Regions from separate parts of the Homo sapiens genome. Here all the other regions are linked to region 1. A link is a loop called in an ENCODE intact Hi-C map of the cell type or tissue named here. Cell type or tissue: IMR-90. All regions are shown on one strand. Links, peaks and the distances in the headings refer to the core of each region. The heading gives the core; the rest is flanking DNA.

Evidence for each region. Hi-C counts contacts between places; a loop is a spot of excess contacts. Peaks named below come from ENCODE experiments on the same cell type or tissue, not always from the same donor. Only the 100,000 strongest peaks of a DNase experiment are listed, where the experiment ranks them.
Region 2: it touches region 1 in a loop (5-fold over the local background); 22 of 110 quality-filtered maps call a loop at or near these places.
Region 3: a loop joins it to region 1, with 10 times the contacts of the local background. A loop is called at or near these places in 5 of 110 quality-filtered maps.

What each region holds. Positions count from the first base shown.
Region 1 is chr6:160,135,248-160,143,145 of GRCh38, reverse strand. It overlaps SLC22A1 (solute carrier family 22 member 1), which reads right to left. Exons shown (of 11, transcript NM_003057.3): 5 at 6,812-6,926; 6 at 6,496-6,602; 7 at 3,279-3,493. Among named protein-coding and RNA genes, the nearest start is that of SLC22A1, 17 kb to the right of the region's middle. In IMR-90, for the core only: a CTCF peak has its summit at 4,743 (motif pointing left); DNase peaks (open chromatin) are centred at 3,585 and 4,725; H3K27ac peaks cover 668 bases.
Region 2 is chr6:160,530,986-160,538,883 of GRCh38, reverse strand. It overlaps LPA (lipoprotein(a)), which reads left to right. Exons shown (of 39, transcript NM_005577.4): 37 at 923-1,029; 38 at 6,235-6,353; 39 at 6,994-7,402. The coding sequence ends at 7,155. All of the region lies in intron 1 of LOC124901454 (a long non-coding RNA gene), which reads right to left. Among named protein-coding and RNA genes, the nearest start is that of LPA, 130 kb to the left of the region's middle. In IMR-90, for the core only: a CTCF peak has its summit at 4,500 (motif pointing right); no DNase peak of the experiment used is centred there.
Region 3 is chr6:159,859,893-159,867,790 of GRCh38, reverse strand. No RefSeq gene overlaps it. Among named protein-coding and RNA genes, the nearest start is that of MAS1, 27 kb to the left of the region's middle. In IMR-90, for the core only: a CTCF peak has its summit at 4,344 (motif pointing left); a DNase peak (open chromatin) is centred at 4,330; H3K27me3 peaks cover 164 bases.

The DNA of each region.
Region 1 (7,898 bases), core at 1,980-6,979:
GTGCCTGAAACACAGAAAGCACTCAATAAACATAATCCCTCTAGTAGTAGTTCTCAAACTAACAAAACAGATTTCTAATCCTCAATTTAATATTTGTTTCCAATACAGTTTTAACCAAAACACCTTTCATAATAGTCTCAGAGGCTGAGAATGAGGGAAGCGAGCCCTTGTTTCACGCTGGCAGGCTGCTGTGGGGTTCTCGACCACCTGAAGGCCCAGAAAGCCCTCTCCCTATTGAGAATGATCAAAGAATTTGGCTTCATTGGAAAGAAGCTCAGATCCTTAATAACCACCATCATCTGCTCTGCATGGGTTACCCCCAGCACTGAAATGCAAGTAACCCTGTGACACACCAGCTCACTATAAAGGCCTCTGGGGTCACAGACACGATGTCAGCTTGACCCTTGTCCCCAGATACTGGCTATTTATGGAAATCTTGTATCATCTCACTCAGCCAGTGTGAGGGTCCAAATGAGAGTGCCCCTCACCCGTCTCATGGGTGCAACACAGTCTCTCTGCCTCCTGGAGCTCTCAGCCCTGATAGAGAAGCCAAGCTGAGCCTTCTGTTAAGGACCACACCTCATCTAGCTTCTAAAAGATAAAAGGCAAGGAGTTCACTCCAATGCCTCGAGGGAGGTCCTCATTCACAGGTCTTTAGCCTGGTGATGCTTGACCAGAGGTAAACAGCATCCCTGGCCTCAGAGAACTGAACATGCCTCCACTCTGCACCCCCAGGGCCGCTCATCACAGCAGCCAGAGGGACCCAGTTCAGACTGGAGTTGGGTCAAGTCCACCCCTGCTCAAAGCCACCAGTGGTTTCCTACCACTCTTGGGATAAAGTCCACAGCTGGCTACTTCCCAACTCACTCCACGCCTCACTCCACTGCTCCCCACGAGCTCGCCTGACCCTTGTCCCTAGATCCCGAGCAGTCCCTCCAATGCCACATTCTTCTCACCCCAAGGGCCTTGCACGTGTCAGAAAACTCTCCCCAGATTTTTACATGGCTCTTCCCACTTCATTTAGGCCTCTTCAGGCCTCCCGTGCCCATTGTAGAAAGCACTGACATCCTTCTCTTTTCCCTCTGGAATGTCAGCTCCATGGAGCAGGAACTCTCTCTGCTTCGCTCATGGTTGAAATCCTAGGACCTAGATACCTGCCAGCCATATAGAAGGCCTGGAGATATTTCCTGCGGGTTGAATGAATGACTGTCCTAAAATGTGATAAGGACTAAGACAGAGGGACGAGGGGAGGACAGGAGCTGGGAGGAGGGGGCTGGGGAGGGGACGATGCCTGGGCTCTGTCCAGGTGACAACTGAATGGACTTAGCCCTCGATGGCCCTCCTTCTTGGCACTCAGTGCTGTGAACTTTTTAAAAGTATGCCCATCCATCACATCTTACCCAGGATTCCAGAAACAGAGAGATTGGGAAGAAAGTGAGCAAAATCTATTTCAGATCCATGCTGCCCCTTTTCCTGTGTTCTCTGTTCTTTCTCCATGAAAAAAAGGGAAAAGAAAACTGAGCTTTCTTTCCCCAACCCTTTTTCTTTCCAGCCTGATCTACACAGCCTAGTTCTTGGGCATACAGATTTCACAGAACAGTCTCTACAATACCCTGCACGAAAGCCTGCCAAAATGACTCACTAAATCAGCAAGTGCAGAGCACACGCAGTAAAAACTGAGAAAAGAGCAGATCTGCCCTTGTATTTATTTTACAACATATCCAAGAGCAATGAATGTGAAAGGCAATTTACGTACTCAAATTAAAACTGACTGAAGTTAATCTGCTTTAGGTTTAAATGTAGCTTGGTTTATCTTTGATTGTAAGAATTACAGACTAAAGTATACATCCACCAAAATGGCCACTCTTAAAAAGATGAGCCAGATCAAGTGTTGGGAGGATCTGGAGTAATCGGAGCTCCCATGTGTTCCTGGGAGGAGTATAAAATGGTCTAACCACTTTGGAAAGCTGTTTGGCAGTGTCTGCTAGAGCTAAACATATGCCTCCCTGGGACCCAGCAAGTGTACTCACAGACCTGTACCCAAGGGAAATGAAAGCATGTGCCTGCCCAAAGATACGTGCAAGGATGATTTTAGTCCCAATAAGTGGCAAACATTGGAAGCAACACAAGTGACAATCAACAGTGGAAGGGATGCAGAGTGTCATATTCATACAGTGGAATCCTACACAATAATTTTGTTTGAAGTACCAACTACACTCTCATGTGACAACATGGGTGGGTCTCATAGGTGCAATGATGAATGGCTCATGCCTATAATCCCAACACTTTGAAAGGCTGAGGTGGGAGGATTGCTTGAGCCCAGGAGTTTGAGACCAGCTTGGGCAACATAGTAAGACCCCATCTCTACAAAAAATAAAAACATTAACCGGGCATAGTGGCTCACGCCTGTAGTCCCAGCTACTGAGGAGGCTGAGGCGGGAGGATCCCTTGAGCCCAAGAGTTCAAGGTTGCAGTGAGCTGTGATTGCACCACTGAACTCCAGCCTGAATAACAGAGCAAGATTCTGTCTCAAAACACAACAACAATAACAAAAACAGTATATTTGGTATGGTGCCATCTATATGAAGCTCAAGAACAGGCACAATCTGTGCTGACAAAGGGCAGAGTAGTGGTGACCTTGGAGGGGTGGCAGGGGTTGTTGTGAAGGAGCCTGAGGGAGGCTTTGGAGAAGTTGGAAAGGTTCCCCATCTTTACGTGGATCATGCTGCCCGGGTGTACACATTTTTAAAAACTCATGGAGTCATGCACTTATAGTTTGCTGATTGTATGTATGTTAAAACTCAATTTAATTTTTTTTTTTTTTGCTGTTTTTGGGGGTTTTTTTGTTTGTTTGTTTGTTTGTTTTTTGGGAGATGGAGTTGTACTCTGTCTCCCAAGCTGGAGTGTGCGATCTCGGCTCACTGCAACCTCCGCCTCCTGGGTTCAAGCAGCCTCCCAAGTAGCTGGGATTACAGGCGCCCGCCACCAAGCCCGGCTAATTTTGTATTTTTAGTAGAGATGGGGTTTCACCATGTTGGCCAGGCTGGTCTTGAACTCCTGACCTCAGGTGATCCACCTGCCTTGGCTTCTCAAAGTACTGTGATTACAGGCATGAGCCACTGTGCACGGCCCCTCAATTTAAAATCTAAAAAAACTTTGTAGACAAAGGTAGCACCTCATCTTTGTTCTCATTCCAGAGGCTTATCAAAGAGTCACAACACTTTCCCCACACTTCGATTGCCTGGGAAATGATGAAAGCAGACAACTTACCAACTTACCAGGTGAGATAAAAATCATGACGAGGCAGGCTGCCCCCGCCAACAAATTTGACATGGCCATGGGGTAGATGCGGCCCACGCGGTCAATGGTGATGAGGGCTATGAAGGCCCCCGGGATTTCGACCAGAGCGGAGTAAAGGAAATCCAGGTAGAGGTTCCCGCTGGTGGCGCCCATGTGCAGGATGAGCCCCTGATAGAGCACAGAGTCCGTGAACCTGAGCCAAGAGGAGGTTTCAAGTCAAAGGCATGAGTCAGAGACTGAAGAAAAAAAAAAAAAAAAAAAGCCCCTCGCAGATGGAGAAAGAGCATGAATCACTGGGTTTAGAATGCCCTAGAGCAATATGAGAAGAGGGGAGTAAAAATGAGAAAGAGTGTCCTAGAAGGGCCCCAATGATACATTTTTTTCATGATAGATGTGAGAGTCTGACTTGTAGGATATGCCTCCAAGTCTCCTGGAGACTGCACGTGAGGATGGCTACTGTTCACTGCAGATTTAAATGTCTGGTTCTGCACCAAGCCCTGCACGTGCGTACCTCATCTGACACCCCAACAGGCCTACGAGGAGGTGGGCAGGAGAGACCAGGAAGTAAGGGGCCAGGTGTCGGATTGCTTTATGAGCTGTGTCACCTTGAGGAAGTTAACTAACCTCTCTGGGCCTCAGTTCCCTCGTCTGTAAATGGGATTGTAATAGTACCTCCCACATCTGTTTGTCTTGAGTACTCACTGAATTAGCGTACAAAAGTGCCAATTATAGTTCCCAGCACACAGTATGCACTCAGGGCACTCAGAAGACTCAGGGCACAACAGACAGAGGCATGGGCCAGGTCTTTCCAACCGCACCATGGCATTCCCGGCCCTTTACTGTGCTGTCCTTAGTGGGCGCTATTGATTCACCTACGCTCTTCCATTCACTGCACACCCCCTCCGTCCATATTTGAGAAAATGTAGCAACATTACAGCATATGGCACACAGACCCGAGGCCTAGCTAAATCACTCTCACCTGAGCCAAAATGTAGGGTGCCTCATGTGTCACTTCGGGGGGAAAATATCATTTGGAAGCTAGAAAGCTTTTACAGTCATATTTACATTGTGAGAACAGATTTGGGTCAATAAGAAATTACTGTCTCATCCCAGCATGCAGATTGCCTATCAGCTCCAAAACTGAGATGAAAATGCATGTTGCTAAGGAATGTATCCTTCTTTGATAAAATTTCGCCTAAAGAAGCATTGGGATGCTTTTGTTTCTAGTCCTAAATTATTCCTGATTGGACAAAGGGTCAAGAGAACAAGAAACAAGGTGCTTGCCTGCAACTCAAGGAGTTGAGGTTAGCCTGAGTGCCTCTGTACCATTTAGCCAGTTAAAGACAGCAGTCATATTACTGATAAAGAAACTGGTTTAAGAGAAAGGAACGTGTAACCTTGATTTTCCTGTCAACAAGCCAGTTAACAAATGTGCCGGGCTGCCACCTGTGGGCAGAGCTCATGAATTGCATGTGTGTATTAAAATAACAAAAAAAACCACATTGACATTGAACATTTCCTGCATGGATGCTGTACCCTCTTCTATGTCATTTACACATATAATCTCCTTAATCCTCCCAACACATCTGTGAGATAGGTACTATCACTTCTCCCATTACTGAGGGGGAAATTGAGTCACGGAGAGATTAAGGCCCTTTGGAAGGTCACACAGCCAGGACATGGTGGACAGACCTTTCGAGTCTCAGTCATGACAACCAGCAGGACAGTAGAAAAGGGCGTTCAGGGGCCAAAGGCGTGAGGCCTTGTGGGCCACAGAAAAGGATCTGGCTTTATTCTCAGTGATTAGGAAGCCAGCAGAGGGTAAACAGGGAGAGACAAGGTCTGTTGAGCTCTAAGGGATGCCTTTGCCTGCTTTGTGGAGCACCGAGGGGCATGGGTAAAGCCAGCAGGCCACCCAGAAGGTGCCTACAGTAATGCAGGTAAGAGATGCTGCAGAACTGTCCATGAGACAGCTGACATTTATACAAAGAATTAGTGCCAAGGACAGGGCTACTACAACCCCAGCAAGGGAACCCAGGGTGCCCAAGATGGGAGGCAGCAGGTTCTGAAGGCATTTCCAAGCCAGTTGATGGAACTTGCCAGAGGACTGGATGTGGGGGTAACAGAACAGAAGAGTCAAGAACACTGCCTTGTGGGGAGTCTCGGAGCTGGGGAGGGGAGCTGAACAGCGTAGCAGAGCGGGCAGTTACTTCCACTGCAGCGGCCAGTCCCAGCCTCCATGCTGAGTTCAACACTGAGTATCCATGGAAACCCACCAGGTACATGGGGCTATTTGCAAAGGTTCACGGGCCCAGCATGTGGCTGGGTGCAGGACCCCAGCGGCAAACTCGGAGACAGGGAGGGTGAAGGTTGAGGCAGGACAGGACACACTGAACCTGGACAGATTCTGGGGCACAGTGTTTACTCATTCAACTTTCAGCAAATATTGATTTAGGGTCTGCAATATGCCAGGCACTGACTTACTACAAACTCTTTGTTCCAATAAAACCTCACATAGAAGAGCAAACAAGTGTGCCTGGGTAGCGGAGCTGCTCCCGCTGAAGGGGCCAGGCCCAGAGTGCAGTTGGGGGGCCCTCACTGTATGCTGAGGGGAAAGCCCTTGTGCGGAGGAGGTGAGCCAGCATCCTCCTAGGGAGCAGGGCAGGGGATTCCTGCTCGTGACAGCAGCTGGGGGAGCATGCAGACCCCTGGAATGTGCAAAGCGTGTGTGCGTGGGTCCATGTGGGTGTGCGTTCTCTAGTCAATAGGTAACAAATGCACAGAGATGCTCAGGTAGGGTCTCTAGGGTGTTTAGATATGAGGAATGGAACTTCCTCCTCGAACGCTCCAGGAGCTCTCATCCACCTTCTGACGCCGAGTCAAGACTTGGCTATTCCCAGAAGATGAGACCATGTGGAACGGAGGCAGCCCCGATAACCCTTTATCCTATTTCTCTCATCCCACTGGTGATCTCCCAAAGGTAACAAATGCTCCTCACTAAAATGAAGCCTTTTCCTTATTATTCAATCCCCAAGGGAGAAACAAAAAGAGCTCTTTGACCACTCACAACTATATTACAATTCTTTTTCCCTTTCTCTTTTTCCACCTGAGTATTCCACTGTCTCTAATCTATAGCCCAGTGCTTGGGCGAGCGTGCTGATTCTGCCTGGAGAGACGCACAGGAACGCCCCTCACCACAGGTACATCAGGATGAAGGTGCGCTTCCTCAGGCGCGGCGTGCGGAACAGGTCTGCAAATGAAGGGCTCAGCTTTTCGGTGACATCCTCTTCGAGGGAAAGCATCTAGGAGGGAGGGAGAGCATCAGCCACACTCACGCTGTCATGAGCAGAGCCACCTGGGAGCCCCTGGGGAGGTGAGCCTTGCCACCACCGTGCTTCACACCCATGACAAGGGGCACAGTTCTGCTCTTTCCCCTGGCAGCCCCAGACGAATCTGCACCAGAACCCAGCCCCAGATTCAGTGATGTGAGATACCCCTTCCTAGATTTCACCTTTAAATCAGCAGGAGGCAACTTCCCATTCTTTTGAGCGATGTGGTCCATTATCTTTATTGCTTCAGTGTTTCTTTTTTGTGATAACAGCCACCGAGGGGACTCCGGCACACACCTGCGAACACCACTCATCACTATCTGGCATTTTCCTCGGTCTGACGTTCAGCCCTGAGCGGGGTGATGCTGTTGCTCAGTGCAGCCTGCCCTCCCCACGTTGGGGCTGTAATCCCTCAAGAGGATGAGGACCTGGGGTCACTGTGCGCTAGCCCATGTGGCCCAGGTCACAGCTCTGTGGGTCACTCAGACTCCTAGTGTCACCTAAGATTTATAGACCAAAAGGGAGCCATCGCTTCCTATGTAGCCTTCCTTCTGTGCAGCAGGGGCCTCATCTCTCCTGGGGCAGCCTTTGTCCCCCACGGAAAACACTCACAGAGCAGATGCTCCATGTATATTACCCGATGACACCAGGACATCTCCAGGCAATACAAGGGCTGTTGAACACTTCTCAAAATATTTCTCAAACAAAATAAAATGTATTTACTGTCCTTTAAAATCAAATCAACACCATGCTGTCTATTTCAAATGGGACGAGGAGGGTACAACTCAAAGACTGGGCCTCTCTGGCATAAGGGTCTTCTGAAAGCTGGCCGGCATTGACTGCCTCACCCTGCCTGAGCATGCAGAATTTGCCTTTCTGCTGGAGAGATCCCTGTTTCACAAGGACGAGGCAGGGGAAGGGCAGGCTCCTCAGAACTCCCTGGCCATACGTGTACAACTCTTTCATTTAGAGAGACTGGGTTAACTCTAGTGCCACCCACAGATGAGGTCTGCTCTCAGCAAAACTAAGACAAAAGGTGGAGGGATGAGAAATTCCTCTCTGTGGACCTTTCTGCTACCCCCTCTTCCCTCCACCACAATAAAAACTGACCTGTGGAGTTCTTTGCCCTTCAGACTCTGCGAAGCACTCACAGCTAATATGATTAACACCTTGTTTGGACTGATTCTGTGTCATAATGGCTCAGGGTACACAGTCCCCAGAGAAGGTTGCATTGAGCAGGCCTGTTGTTCCTTCATTCTGTCACTCATT
Region 2 (7,898 bases), core at 1,864-6,863, 400 kb before region 1:
GAACAAGTCACTTAGGAAATGTGGGGTTTTGGAGGCATTCTCTGATAGGCTGATACGTTTTGAGTTTAGAGTTCCCACCGCACATCCCCACACCCCTAGAGTCTAGGGCATTTAGTGCTCCATGAGGGAACCTGTAGAGTGAGGACATCTGCATCACAGGCTGGGCCTTCTAGTGTCCAGAAGCAGAAAGTGTGTCTGCTTCAAAGTTGGTGCTAATGATGATTTTTGGTCAGAATACGGCATTTCTCATTTCCATTCCTTTATCCCCTTGAACTTACTAAAGTAGAATCAGGTCTAAAAACCAGAGTTCTAATCTTTAAGAGTCCCTGGGATTCTAAGGTATATGAATGTCCTTGGAAAACAATACCATTTAGTTCATGCAAGGTGCTTATTTCCCATCCTCTTTCATTTGATGTCTAGCATTTTACTGCATTCTTACCACCACGGTTTAGTAACATTCACGAGGAGGAAGTGGAGGATCCAGATGGAGCAACTTGCTCTGGGCACACAAGGCATTTGCAATTTTATACCCTCTTGATGATGTCTCAGCCAGACATTCTGCCCAGTCATCAATGCCCTCTTCAATTAATATGAAAGGACACACTTGGCATGAGATTCCAATCGTGCACAGAATATACATGAGAAGTGTGCCTTTGTCATCCCTACTTTCAAAGGCTAAGGCCACCCTCAGTTTCTTGCATGCAACTGATGCCTTTCAAATGAAACCTTACATCTGTGTAGTCCATAGGCAACCACAGGCAAATGTGAGGGTGAAACGCTGTGTTCTACATTGTTCTGTGTCAGTGAAGCAAGGCAGTGCCAGCTCAGAGGGCTCTGGGGCTTCAAGGCAGGGATGCCTGGTTGTAGGTACTGCCACTTCCAGCTGGGCAGTGAAACATAACTGCTAATACTTTCCTTACAGGCCTGCCGTCATCACTGACAAAGTAATGCCAGCTTGTCTGCCATCCCCAGACTACATGGTCACCGCCAGGACTGAATGTTACATCACTGGCTGGGGAGAAACCCAAGGTGAGATCAATTCCATTGCCCACGTAACAAATTGTTTTTGACCTTCAGTGCATGTTACAAAATGAGCATTTTGGAGATAGTTGTACAAATTCCTACCCATGAATGTGGTCTACCCACTCCTGACTTTGCCTGGACACCTGTCTATGTCTCCATAATCAGTCTTCAAGGGACTTGGGCAAGGGGAGCGGTGCCATTTCCTTGAGTCTCTCTCTTTTTTGTTTTCAGAATCTTTTAATTTTTTTTGTAATGATTGTATGTTTCCCTTACAACAAAAACAAACACCAGTAGAGGTCTTTGAGTCTCTTAATCATAATTTCAGCATTCATATTGCTTCCCCAGGTAAGTGGGGTTTTGACCCAGCCCTCAAGTTAAGGGTGTTAGATTATTTTTCATGTGAAATTAGACAGACTGCGTTTCTAAACATGGTGCAAAACAGTAACGACAAAAGTTGTAATTAAACTATTCTTCTTCCCAAATACCCACATGTCTAATGTGTGTGTGAGGGTGTTAGGCAGGGGACCTGAAGCTGGGGGAGAGGCAGACAGTTCCCATGGCCCCAAGTCTAGGATGGCATTTGGTATTGGTTGATGGGTGAGAGCAAGAGAGGGAATATTTTTGTGCATGATGTGGTATCAGCACCTGTACTACATTTTATGGATTCCTTCTTCTCTTTGCGGTATGCCCTGACAATAATTATATCCGTCAGCCTTACCCCCTTGGCAGTAGGAAAACTGAAACTGTCTTAAAGTCTCAGCTCTACTTTCTCAGAGGTGCAGGCAAGGGCACTGGGAGTCTGGGGCCCTGGAAAACTGTTCTGACTCTGCCACTTGCCAGATAGACCTGAACTAGACACGTTACCTCTTTGTACCACTTGGCTCTAATCCCTTATCTGTAAAACCAGCATTTTCAAATGGTGCTTTGCACATCAGCCTTTTGCATAAGCTTTGATTTGATAAAATGTTTTTTGTGTTTTTAAAAAGATTAAAAACCACAGGTTTAGATAATTTCAAAGTAGGCTTCCCTTTTTCTGTCATTTTCCTATTATTTTTAAAACCTCACCTCCTTGACTCCTTGTTCCCTTTTTCTGCACTGCTGAGTCTGGGAGCACTGAGGCCAGGTAAAAGGAAACTTGGCAAATGAGGGGCACCTATGGGTGTGGGAGGCTGCTCCTGGTGTTTGCATATTTTAAAATTTAAATGCTACAAACCACTGTGAGTTAGGTATTATTGTTCCTATTTTACCATTGAGGAAGCTGGGGCTCAGAGAAGGTGGAGGGTGGTACAGACAAACCTGAATTGGAACCCTGGCTCCTGCCTATGGGCTGTCAGGACTTAGAAAAGTCGTGAGCTCTCGCTGATTGTTTCCTCAGCTGATGTGGGCTGCAGGGCTGTTATGGGGGAAATAATAAGAAAGTGCATCAAGTGCTGAGCACATCCTAAGCACTCCATCATGGCAGCTCCTACTACTAATAAAGAATAGAATTATATCTAACATGATTCTTTCTTGCAAGTGACAGAAAATCCAACTCAAATTGGATTAAGCAAAACAAGGGAAATTCTTAGTGAGCTGCAAAGTTTTCAGGCTCACATGATGGCCCCAAATCCCAGGTCCTCCCAATCATGGAGTAGGCACTATTTGGGGGCACAAAGGTGACATTCCCATGGCTGCAGATGCTGTGGTGCTGTGGCTGTACCGGGAAAGAATAAGAAAGGCCACTCTCCCAATTATGTGAACAATAGTCTGCCCACTCTGAGAAGTCAAACTTGGGTCACAGTCCTGCCCCTGAACCCATCACTGACTGGCTCTGACCTGCACCAATTGTTCCATGTTGGAGGTGAAGGCAAGACCCCACTAATACCCATAAGGGGCAAAAGTTAGATAGATCCTTCAAGAGGATTATGGGAGGTAGGGCAAAAAGCTGCTGGGCAGCCAGAAAGCAAACAGAGCCTCTATGATACCTCAACTGATGAAAGCATGAAGCTAAAATCATAAGGATCTGGGTGTGAGTTCTGGCTCTCCCATCTTCCATGTGACATTGGGCAGTTATTTAATCTCTTTTAGCCTCCGCTTTCTCATCTTACATATGAGATAATTGTGAGGATTAAGATTACACATAATCATCATCATCACCGTCCACCACTACCACCATCATCCCCATCAACATCATCGCCACCACTATCATCATTCTTACTGGCACTACCATCACCATCACCACCATTCCACCACCATCACCAATATCATCACTGTCAACATCATTACCACCATCACCATCACCACCACCATCATCATTACTACCACTACCACTACTACCACCATCACCATCACCACCATTCCACCACCATCACCAATATCATCACTCTCAACATCATCACCATCACCATCACCACCACCATCATCATCATTACTACCACTACCACTACTACCACCATCACCATCACCACTGTCCCACTACTATCAGCATGACATCACCATCACCACCACCATCATCATTACCACCGCTACTACCAACATCACCATCACCACAATTCTACTGCCATCACCATTAACATTACCACCACCATCATCACTATCACCATCACCACCATCATCACCACTGCCATTATCACTGCCACCATCATCACTATCCTCTATATTTCCTCATCTGTATTATCATTACTACCACCATCACTATCACCACCATCGTCACCATCATAATCACCATCAACACCATCTCCAATACCACCATCACTGTAACCATCATCACCACCACCATGATCACTATCACCATCATCACAATGATCACTGTAACCATCATTACTACCCACCACCATCACCACTACTCCACCACCATCACCATTATCATTACCATCACCATTATCACCACCATCATCATCACCAGCACCACCATCATCACCAGCACCACCATCACCATCACCATCATTAACACCATCACTATCACCATTGGTTTAATCATCACCACCATCATCATAAATAAACATCACATAACCAGGGTGTAGCTGGGTGTTGACCCCAGAGCCCACTCACTGTTTCCTCTCTCCCACCCCCATCCACACATTTCTAACCACCATCCTGCACTGGGCTCCCAGTCTCCTCTGGTCTCACCCACATGTCCACTGAGAAAAGGATTTTCAGAACACCAACTAGACCAGGAGGAGCCACATACATAACTCAGGCCTGCTTATCAACTTTCTACATGTTAATAATGACATCAGATCAATGGGTGTTCTCAGCTTCTCAGAAGGAGGTCAAAATTCTCCCCCTCTCCCCTTCATGTGTCCAGACCTTCCCGGATTTGGATGTACCAAGTGCAGAGTGGTGTTGAGGCCAAGGGGCTCATCCATGTAAGTCTCATCTGCAATCACTGGGCTGATCCCGTGGCCCTGTCTCCAGGGCGCCATCAGAGAGGGCTTCAATCCTCAGGTTACCTGTGGCCCACCCTGCCCTCAGAGGTGCCATCTCTACATTGGCCACGAGATGGCAGCACATACTCATAGACTGCATTAATTTCCCAGCAACTCCTGGTGGGTTTTCCCTCTTATCAGGATGTTTGCCTTGCTCAGAGAGCAAATCTGAGAGCAGTGACACCTAACTTAACTTTCAGCAAAATATTTTGAGAAGGGTGCCCCTTTACACATCTGTGCAGTCCAGGTGATGCATCCCATGCCCAATGCTCGGTAGTCAGGAGGAGCTTCCTCCATGCAGCTCTGCGGAAGAGACTCTTCCACGCTGCTCATGTAAACTCCAGATTCGGTGTCAGTTTTCTGACACCGAAGACAATGATCTAAGTGCAGTCAAGGGCTTTGGGGAAAGCAGGAGAGAGTGCCTCAGTTCTAGCCTGTGCCATGCTTGCAAAGTTTTGCAAAATTCTAATGAGAGCTGGGCTTGCAACATTGGAAACTTGGATTATTTGTGAGAGCACTGAGAAATCCCTGGGCATGTCCATCTGGAAAAACAGCATTTCCTCTGGCACTTTAGCAGAGGTTCTGTTTCAATTTGGCGAAGGAAATTAAGCAGTTTTTCACAAAAGAAGAACTACAACGAGGAGAATTGTCCCTAGTATTTCTTCTCCCTAATTGTCAAGGAAGTGTAAATTAGAAAATGAATCAGGACAATTTCCACCTACTATGTTAGCTAATATTTTAAAAATTGAATATCACAAGGGTGAGGCAAAGTAATTGTTTTCCAGTGACATTTTCCACTGTCACACCCTTTTAGAGAATAATTTGGCAATGTTACTGTGAGATAGAAATATGTCTATATAATTATGGGAACTGAGACTTCAGAAAGTAATAAGGAATAAGAATGAAATTTATGAACAAACATGTGGAAGGTTGGAAGCAAGAGTGGGGCCAACACGCATGGGGAGGAAGCATTTGGGCAGCGACTCCGCAGACCCAGACTCAAGCTGAGCTATACAACCTCCTTACGCCTCAGTTTCCTCAACTGAAGAACAGGAATGACAAGTGCCTGTTTCATAGGACCGTTGTGAGGATTAAGTGAGATATACCACATTATGAGCTTGTGCCTGGAAAGGTTGATTCTTAGTAAATGATGACTATTCTTTTTTATTGCAATAAAATTTATACAACATAGAGTTACTATTTTAACCATTTTTGCAGGTACCACTGAGTGGCATTCAGTACATTCACAATGGTGTGCAACCGTCACCATATTTCCAGGACATTTTTCTCATCCCCAAAGGAAACCTCATGCCCATTAAGCAGTCACTCCTCATTAAAATATTAGTTATGAAGACTGTAGCATTTTTTTAAAAACTCATGATATAACATTGATTGAAAAAATCAGTATAGGAAATTGTGCATTATGATGTAATAGTAAAAGAAGCATATAAAAATCTGAAAAAAGTATATAAAAAGAATAGCAATTGTATTTCTCAGACTCTCTTTACATTGTAAAAATCATTTTGATAGCTTCAAAAGAAAAGCAAAAAGTACACAAACAACAACCAACCCCAAAGCAGCATGACAAAGCCCAGATTGTTGAATCCAGGTCTTGGGAACATAAAATCTTATATGACATTTGCACTTTAATGGGTCAGAGAGTCCAGTGGCATTGGGAGCTGCCTTGTGTTCTGCAGCCTCACGGACAGACAGGAGGTCCAGCTCCACTGCTCTGTTCTTCTGGAATTTCCTCGTGAACAAGCTTTGGCCTCAGTAACCATTTCTTTCATCTTTTTAAACACAGGTACCTTTGGGACTGGCCTTCTCAAGGAAGCCCAGCTCCTTGTTATTGAGAATGAAGTGTGCAATCACTATAAGTATATTTGTGCTGAGCATTTGGCCAGAGGCACTGACAGTTGCCAGGTAAGAAAAGATCAATAGATCAAAGTCTTGTGCTCTCCCGTCTCAGTCTCAGTCCCTTAGACGTCAGTCCCAAAGTGGCAAATTCAGGAAGGTTTTGTCAGTGGAAGACCCCAGTCTAAGTGTTGCTCAGAAACTCCCCAGATCTGTCCCTGAATGCATATTCAGATCATCTAAGGAGACGTCTTGGGGCTTGAGTTCCAGATCCATAGCAAGGGAGCCGTAAGTGCCATAACTACCTCAGGCCACTCACCTTCCTGGTGTGTGCTGGTCACCAGTGACTGAAGTGGTGGCTTTTCCAGTAGAGAGGAAGGTAGAGGGTACAGGACCGAGACAAATTACACACACTTAACAATGATGTCCAGGCTAGCCCAGTCTAAAGGAAACACCAAGTTAGGAAGCAATGCATGCAGGATTCACAAGGGATTATTTTTTTTCCCAGGAAAAAACTAAGTGATGTGGTTTTGTTGAATAGACTTTGCTAAGTACTTAAGCACTGCAGATGCTTGAGTAATATGCTCATAAGTTCCTTTCTGATTTGAATTACTGGGAAAATGTACATATGGATAAGAGAAGGATGGCATCCCATATTAAAAGGTTGGCAGCTTAAAGCTCACATGAATTTTCCCCTACCTCTGTTTAGGGTGACAGTGGAGGGCCTCTGGTTTGCTTCGAGAAGGACAAATACATTTTACAAGGAGTCACTTCTTGGGGTCTTGGCTGTGCACGCCCCAATAAGCCTGGTGTCTATGCTCGTGTTTCAAGGTTTGTTACTTGGATTGAGGGAATGATGAGAAATAATTAATTGGACGGGAGACAGAGTGAAGCATCAACCTACTTAGAAGCTGAAACGTGGGTAAGGATTTAGCATGCTGGAAATAATAGACAGCAATCAAACGAAGACACTGTTCCCAGCTACCAGCTATGCCAAACCTTGGCATTTTTGGTATTTTTGTGTATAAGCTTTTAAGGTCTGACTGACAAATTCTGTATTAAGGTGTCATAGCTATGACATTTGTTAAAAATAAACTCTGCACTTATTTTGATTTGAATTAATTTTGGTTTTGGTCTTCAAAATTTTCATGCTCTTTTCATCCCATCTATTTTTATTTTTATTTTTTAGACTTTACGTCCTGGGGTACATGTGCAGAATGTGCAGGTTTGTTACATAGATGTACACGTGCCATGGTAGTTTGCTGCACCCATCAACCTGTCATCTAATTCGGTATTTCTTTTAGTTCTATCCCTCCCCTAGCCCTCCACCCCTTGACAGGCCCAGGTGTGTGATGTTGCCCTCCCTGTGTCCATGTGTTCTCATTGTTCAACTCACACTTATGAGTGAGAACATGCCGTGTTTGTTTTTCTGTTCTTGTGTTAGTTTGCTGAGAATGATAGTTTCCAGCTTCATCCATGTCCCTGCAAAGGACATGAACTCATCCTTTTTTATGGCTGCATAGAATTCCATGGTGTATATGTGCCACATTTTATCCAATCTAACATTGATGGGCAATTGGGTTGGTTCCAACTCTTTGCTATTGTGAATAGTGC
Region 3 (7,898 bases), core at 1,864-6,863, 280 kb after region 1:
CCTTGGCTCGTGGCAGCATCACTCCAGTCTCTGCCCCATCTCCCTGGCCTCTTTCCTCTTGTCTCTGTATGTCTTTTTCTGTCTCTTACAAGGCTCTCTCCTTGGATTTAGGGCCTGCCCTAATCCAGTATAACCTCAGCTGGAGCCTTAATCACATCTGCAAGGAGCTTATTTCCAAACAAACTCACATTCTGAGGTTCTGGGTAAACGTGAATTTTGGAGGAACAGCGGATTCCTTTCCCACCTGCTCCACTGCACAGCAGCACAGAGCCCACCTGAGCAGTGCTGAAGGGTGAGAGGTTGCTCAGGGGGCATCAGATTCATGAGGCAAGAGCAGCCCAGGGGGGTCTTTAATGTGCAGTGAAGCCGGCGGAGGTTCCTTCACTCTGGCCCCGATATGCAGAAATACGCCCGTCTTTAATTTTCTAGAGTGGAGCTATTGGCTCTCAAATTCCTATACCCACTTTGTTCGGGAAACATACTTCATCTTGGCACCTCAATGTCACTCTGTCTCTTCTGTTTGAGTAGCTCCTTTCCCGTAAGCAGGCAACTCTGGTTCTAAATTCAGTCATTTCAAGGTTCCAACTCCATGCAGGGCTGTTCTCTCTGAAATCTTTCCTCTCCTTTCCCCTTTGCAGATCAGAGGCCTGCATGCCGGGCCTGCATGCATTGCGGGGGGGCCTGCGGCATCAGGGGCAGTGGGGACCTGGTCCTCAGGGCGCTTACACAGAGGCGGCTGAACGCGCAGGACCCAGAGAGCCGGAGAAGCCTGCCAGGGGCAGGGGCAGGAAGCGTTAGGGCTGGTGAGGGGGACTGGCCTGCCTGTGGCCCAGGGAAGGCTCCAAGAGGCCACAAGGCGTCCCTGAGCCCGGGCTGGCTGTCAGCGGTGTCCCAGGAAACGGGCCGGCCCCACACCTCTGCAGCACCCTGGAGGGAGCCCCCAGGAAGCTGGGCAGAGGTGGACCCCAGGCACAGCCAGGCCCCGGGCAGCGTGGCCCCTGCAGTTGAGGTGACAGGCAGGCCTAAGGCGCCCCTGTTTCCAGGCCTTGCTCTCCCTCAGCTGTCTCTCCTGGCTTTGAGACAACCCCTGCCCCACCCGACATCTCTCCAAGACAGTCACACGAGCACTTCGTTCCCGGCCACCTCCCGAGCCCCCGCACAGTGATACAGGGGAGCTTGTGTGCATCTTCTCTGTGAATTGTGGCAGATGCAGCCTCCCAGGACGCTGTTGCAGGCTCCTGCCAACACACACTCCACCAGCCTGCGGCCACCCAGGGACTCAAGGCTCCTCAGCCCCCCCACTGGCCTTCCAGGCAGGAAGCAGAACACTGCTGCCTCACCTCCAGGCTCTGGAAGCTTCTGGGCCGACCACCCTGGAGTCTGAGCATGGGGAGGGTCTGCACCCAGTCCACCTCGGCCTCCTTTCTCCAGGGCCTACTGGCAGCACTAGCAGGCTCTGGTGATACTGTGGGATCATAAGAAATACGAGATCAGGAGTTCAAGATCAGGCTGGCCAACATGGTGAAACCCCGTCTCTACTAAAAATACAAAAATTAGCCGGGCGTGGTGTCGGGTACCTGTAATCCCAGCTATTCAGGAGGCTGAGGCAGGAGAATCGCTTGAACCCAGGAGGCAGAGGTTGAGGTGAGCCGAGATGGTACCAGTGCACTCCAGTCTGGGCGACAGAGCGAAACTCCGTCTCGGAAAAAAAAAAAAAAAAAACACGCATTGTGGTGTTGTCCCTGGCTCCCAGCCACAGCTCCTAAAACTCTTGTACTTTTCTAAGTGATAAGAATGACAGGAGCAGCTTTTGTTACAATATTTAGATTTTGTCTCCAGTTCCCGAACAGCTCTGGAGCTACAAAGGTGAAAAAGGAGCATCTCTTGTTGCTTGTAGGGAGGCTATTCTTGCTTCATGAGTTTGTGTGAGTGAAGTGACTTTTGGAAAGGCCTAAGGTTGGGGTTGATTACCAGAGAAACCAACCAGATCATGAGGAGACTGGAACTTTCAGCCCCACTCCCCAGCCTCTGAGGGGGCAATGTTGGAATCAATCGTGTCTACGTAATGAGGCCTCTGTAAAAACCCAAAAGGACGTAGTTCTCAGAGCTTCTGGGTTGATGAACACACGGAAGTGCTGGGCCTTCGTGACCCTTTCCCCTCCTTGCCCAGTGCGATTTGGCTGTTCCTAAGTTGTATTCTCCATAATAAACGGGTAAACAAAAGTAAAGTGTTTCCCTGAGTTCCGTGAGCCATTCTAGCAAACGATCGAATTCAAGGAGGGGGCTGTGGGAATCCACAGTTCATAGCCGGCCAGTCAGGAGTCAGAAGGGAGGTCCAGACCTGCGATTGGCATCTGAAGCAGGGCAGCCTTGTGGGGCTGAGCCCTCCACCTGTGAGATCTGATGCTAACTCTAGGCAGATGGTGTCAGAACTGGATTAAATCATAGGACATCCAGCTGGCATCCACAGAAAAATGGAGAATTGGTTGGTGTCAGAAAACCCTGCCTGTTTGGTGTCTGATGTGAAGTGTGTGACAGTAGAAGGAAGCACAGTTGGTTTTCCCTTTCTAGGACCTCGTCCCCTCTTCACCCCACATCCCCACAGTCTGTCTGAAAATTAACACTCCGTGCTTTCGTCCTTCAGGCCAGACATTCTGATATTTACAGCTCGGCCTCAGAAGTTCCCAGAACTCCTGTCCTTCAATGGTATCTGCAATGAACTTTTTTTTTTTGAGACGGAGTCTCACTCTGTTGCCAGGCTGGAGTGCAGTGGCATGATCTCGGCTCACTGCAACCTCTGCCTCCCGGGTTCAAGCAAGTCTCCTGCTAATTTTTGTATTTTTAGTAGAACGGGGTTTCACCATGTTGGCCAGGATGGTCTCGATCTCTTTTATTATTATTATTATTATAATACTTTAATTTCTGGGTTACATGTGCAGAACGTGCAGTTATGTTACATAGGTATACATGTGCCATGGTGGTTTTCTGCACCCATCAACCTGTCACCTACATTAGGTATTTCTCCTAATGCCATCCCTCCCCTAGCCCCCCCATTCCCCAACAGGCCCCGGTGTGTGATGTTCCCCTCCCTGTGTCCATGTGTTCTCATTGCTCAGCTCCCACTTATGAGTGAGAACATGTGGTGTTTGGTTTTCTGTCCTTGCGATAGTTTGCTGAGAATGATGGTTTCCAGCTTCATCCATGTCCTGGTCTTGATCTCTTGACCTCATGATCGGCCCGCCTTGGCCTCCCAAAGTGCTGGAATTACAGGTGTGAGCCACCGCGCCCAGCTGCAATGAACTTTTTTAAAACCCTGTGTGACGTATGTTTATAGTGGCACTATTCACAATAGCAAAGACTTGGAACCAACCTAAATGTCCAACAATGATAGACTGGATTAAGAAAATGTGGCACATATACACCATGGAATACTATGCAGCCATAAAAAATGATGAGTTCATGTCCTTTGTAGGGACATGGATGAAACTGGAAACCATCATTCTCAGCAAACTATCACAAGGACAAAAAACCAAACACCACATGTTCTCACTCATAGGTGGGAATTGAACAATGAGAACACATGGACACAGGAAAGGGAACATCACACACCAGGGACTGTTGTGGGGTGGGGGGCGGGGGGAGGGATAGCATTAGGAGATATACCTAATGCTAAATGACAAGTTAATGGGTGCAGCACACCAACATGGCACATGTATACATATGTAACAAACCTGCACGTTGTGCACATGTACCCTAAAACTTAAAGTATAATAATAATAAATTTTAAAAAAATAAAAAATAAAACCCTGTGTGAGACTCCAGCCAGGCAATTATGTCTGTCCCAGGTGGTGCAGCTTCTCAGGGGAGGGAGCCTCAGCCTCAGGGTAAAGAGCACGGTAACAAGCTCTTCTAACAAAAGCTCATCAACACGTATCTCAAAGAATAGCATCCCCAGCCAGGCACGGTGGCTCAGGCCTGTAATCCCAGCACTTTGGGAGGCTAAAATGGGAGGTTCACTTGAGCCCAAGAGTTAGAGACCAGCATTATAGTGAGACTGTGTCTCTACAAAAAAATAGAAAAAAATTAGGCAGACATGGTTGTGTGTGCCTGTAGTCCCAGCTACTCAGGAGGCTGAGGTGGGAGGATTGCTTGAGCCCAGGAAGTCGAGGCTGCAGTGAGCTGTGATCGCACCACTGCACTCCAGCCAGGGCAACAGAGCCAGACCCCGTCTCTAAATAAATAAATAAATAGCATTTCTCCCTCACATTTGGGAAAATGAAGCTCTATGTGACACGTCAGCAGGCAGAGAAGCCCCTTTAAATTCCTTGTTTTTTGGTGCCATCCAGTGGTGACTTGGATTTTTTTCCCTCAGGTAGGTTTTATCTAAAAGTTGTTCAGTAGGCTGTTCAGCGATAAATTATCAGACAAGAGTGTGTTGCATTGAAACACTCTGCATTACTCATTAAGAAAAAACTCACACCTTCAAAAATTTAACTGCTCAAGGACTTTGAGTTAAACATCGTAAACGAACCACAAACATTCATGCCCCCCAACCTGCAAAAAAAAAAAAAAGAACCACTAAGATGAAGTGAAAAGACAGAAAGGATAGGCGAGGTAATGTTGCCAGGCAAGAACTAGGAACAAAATTTGGGGAGTGAGAACAAGAGGCTATAATCAGAGATGCATGAGAAGAGCACATGAGGGTACTGTGGGCTGAAGGATCCTAAGGTAGCCTCCAATTCCCACCCCCTGGTGTACACACCTTATAGCATTCCCTCCCCTGGAGTGTGGCCCCTCATCAGTTAACTTTGAGTTGATAAAAAGGGATGTTGTCCTGGTGTGTCTAGAGGTAAGACACAGGAAGCACAGCAGATACTCTCCTTCTCCTTCTGGCCTTGAAGAAACAAACTACCCAGGTGGAGAGGACCACCTGCCAGGAAATGGGGGGCACCCCTAGGAGGTGGGAACCTCAGCCCTACAACTACAACAACCCAGGTTCTGCCAACAACCTGAATGGGTCCTGGGCCTCAGAGGAGACCCCAGCCTCAGCTAATGTCTTGATGTCAGCCTGGGGAGACCTCAACAGACAGCCCAGCGGCCCCATAACTGGACTCCAACTGGTGGAAACTGAGATAATAAATGTGTGCTGTTTTCAACTGCTGACTTTAGGGGGATTTATTAGGCCAACAACAGAAAACTCATACATGGGCCAATTCATCCTGAGACCCCTCTGAGAAGAAAACAAGGAACCAGGACCAGGAGGGACAGAACAGAGGTGGAGGCAATGTCAGACACAGAAAAGAACAAAGTGGCAAAGACGGGAAATAGAAAACAAAAGATAAAGTCATCAGAGAGCAATCCAGGGAGCTCAGCACCAAAACACTGTTCAAAGAAGAAATAAAGACAGAGGACAGGAAATTGTCAAATACATAATACCATAAATTTTCCAGGACCCCAAAGCCACAAGCCTCTAGACTCAGAATGTTCAGAGCAATGAATGAAAAAAGACCACATCAAGGCATGCCGTCAATAAATTTCAGAACATCAGGGCTAAGAAGAAGATGCTGGAGGCTTCCGCAGAGAAAAATTAGGTTACATTAAAAAGAGAAAAGGACTCATCATGGCATTGACTTTCCAATAACGATACTGAACATAAGAAAGTATTGGAACCCAAGTCGCCTTCCTGGTATATTTAGCTATAGTTATGTAGGATGTATCCACTGGGGGAAACTGGGGAGGGTATGTGGAACCTCTGTGTACTAATTTTACAACTTCCTGTTAATCTATTTCAAAATAGAAGTATTTTTTAAAGCAAGCATTGGAGCAATGATACCAGAATCCTAAGGAAAAAAATATTTTCAACCTAAAATTCTATACCCATGTCTATCCATGAGGATGTTTCAGCTGCAAATAAGAGCAGCCACCATTTGAACAGGGTTTTAAAAATAAGTTATATTTTCTTGCTATATAAATAAGCACAAAGACAGACCAGGTCTAGGAGTGGCTGGGCCAGGTTCTCTCCTTCTTTCTGTTTTGGCATCTTTAGGGTCAGGCTAACTCTGAGATGGGTCCTGAGGTGAGAGGTGCAGTTCCAGCATCTCATCCAGACCTGATGATGCCCAGAAAAGAAACATGTCTGAGTGTCTCTCTTTTAGAATAAAGTACATTTCAGGCTGGGTGCAGTGGCTCACACCTGTAATCCCAGGACTTTGGGAGGCTGAGGCGGGCAGATCACTTGAGGTCAAGAGTTCGAGACCAGCCTGGCCAACATGGTGAAACCCCATCTCTACTAAAAATACAAAAATTAGCCAGGTGTTTTGGCTGACGCCTGTAATCTCAGCTACTTGGGAGGCTGAGGCAGGAGAATCGCTTGAACCCGGGAGGTGGAGGTTGCAGTGAGCTGAGATCACACCACTGCACTCCAGCCTGGGCGACGGAACGAGACTCCGTCTCAAAACAAAAAAACTATATATATCCCCTCAGGGTTTAGAGCCAAGAATCGCATGCTCATGGTTGAACCAATCTGTCCAGATGGGTGAAATACACTTAGACTACCCATGCTCTCCTCCAGAATGAGCCTCTCTTGAGGCATGTGGCTGAAGAGGGAGGAGTGGACATCCAAATAAGATCGGGATTTTATCAGGAAGGAGGAAGTTTAAATGAATCCTAGGAAGGCAGCCATGGTGTACACTATACCAACAAAACTATGAGTCAAATATGAGGGTAGAAGAAAAATATTGCAGACATACAAGGGCTTACACAGACAGCTCCACTGCTTTAGGTTAGAAAGTTCTCAAGACAGAACCACTAAAAATACAACATGTGGATTTTTTTGAATCCTAATTTTGAAAAATAAAACAAAAAGGGAAAATGCTGTAGTTCAGCATTTGTAAATATGTAGTTCACATTTACTGAGGTAAATTTGAATATGGATACCAAGATTATTGCTAATTTTGTTAGGTGCGATAAAAGCATTATGACTATGTAAGAAAATGTCCATTTTTTAAATATGTTTAGGATTAATAAGATGATATGTGGGATTTGCTTTTCAATCCTTCAACCACAACAAAAAAAGAGGAAGGGCATAGATGAAGTAAATGTGTCAAAATCCTAATATATGTTGGCCCTGTTCCAGCTAATAAGTAAAGAAGACATAATAGAAGCAGAACATAACCCCCTTTGAAACTCTAAGGAATAAACAGATCTTATCAAAGATTTTGAATCTCAGTACTATTGACAATTTAGATTAGATAATTACAGTCACACACTGCAAAATGACATTTCAGTGAATGATGGACTGCATATATGACGGTGGTCCCGTAATGTTTTAATATTGTATTTTTGCTGTACCTTTTCTATGTCTAGATACACAAATACTTACCATTGTGTTACAGTCGCATACAGTATTTAGTATAGCAGCATGCTATACAGATTCGTAGCCTAGATTTGTAGGCTATACCATATAGCCTAGGTGTATACTAGGCTATGACACCAAGGTTTGCCTAAATGCCTTCTATGGTGTTTGCCCAATGATGAAGTCTCCTAACGACACATTTCTCTGAATGTATCCCTGTTGTTAATCAACATATTATTATATTTGTTGGGGGTTAGGGGGCTGTCCTGACTGTTGTAGGATATATAGCAGCATTCCTGTCTTCTACCCACTGGATGCCAGTAGCATCCTTCCTCCCTAGTCAGGACAATCAAAAATGTCTTCAGACATTGCCAAATGTCCCTAGGTGGGGTGGGGGTCGGGGTAAAACTGCTTTTGGTTGATTCAGGTAATTATCAATGGCTGATAGCGCCACAGAAAGAGAGGAGTCAATCTGATGGCTGGAAGTACATCCATGTGAAATAATCTTGCCAAAATAAAATCAGACCTGAAATAGATGGAGGCT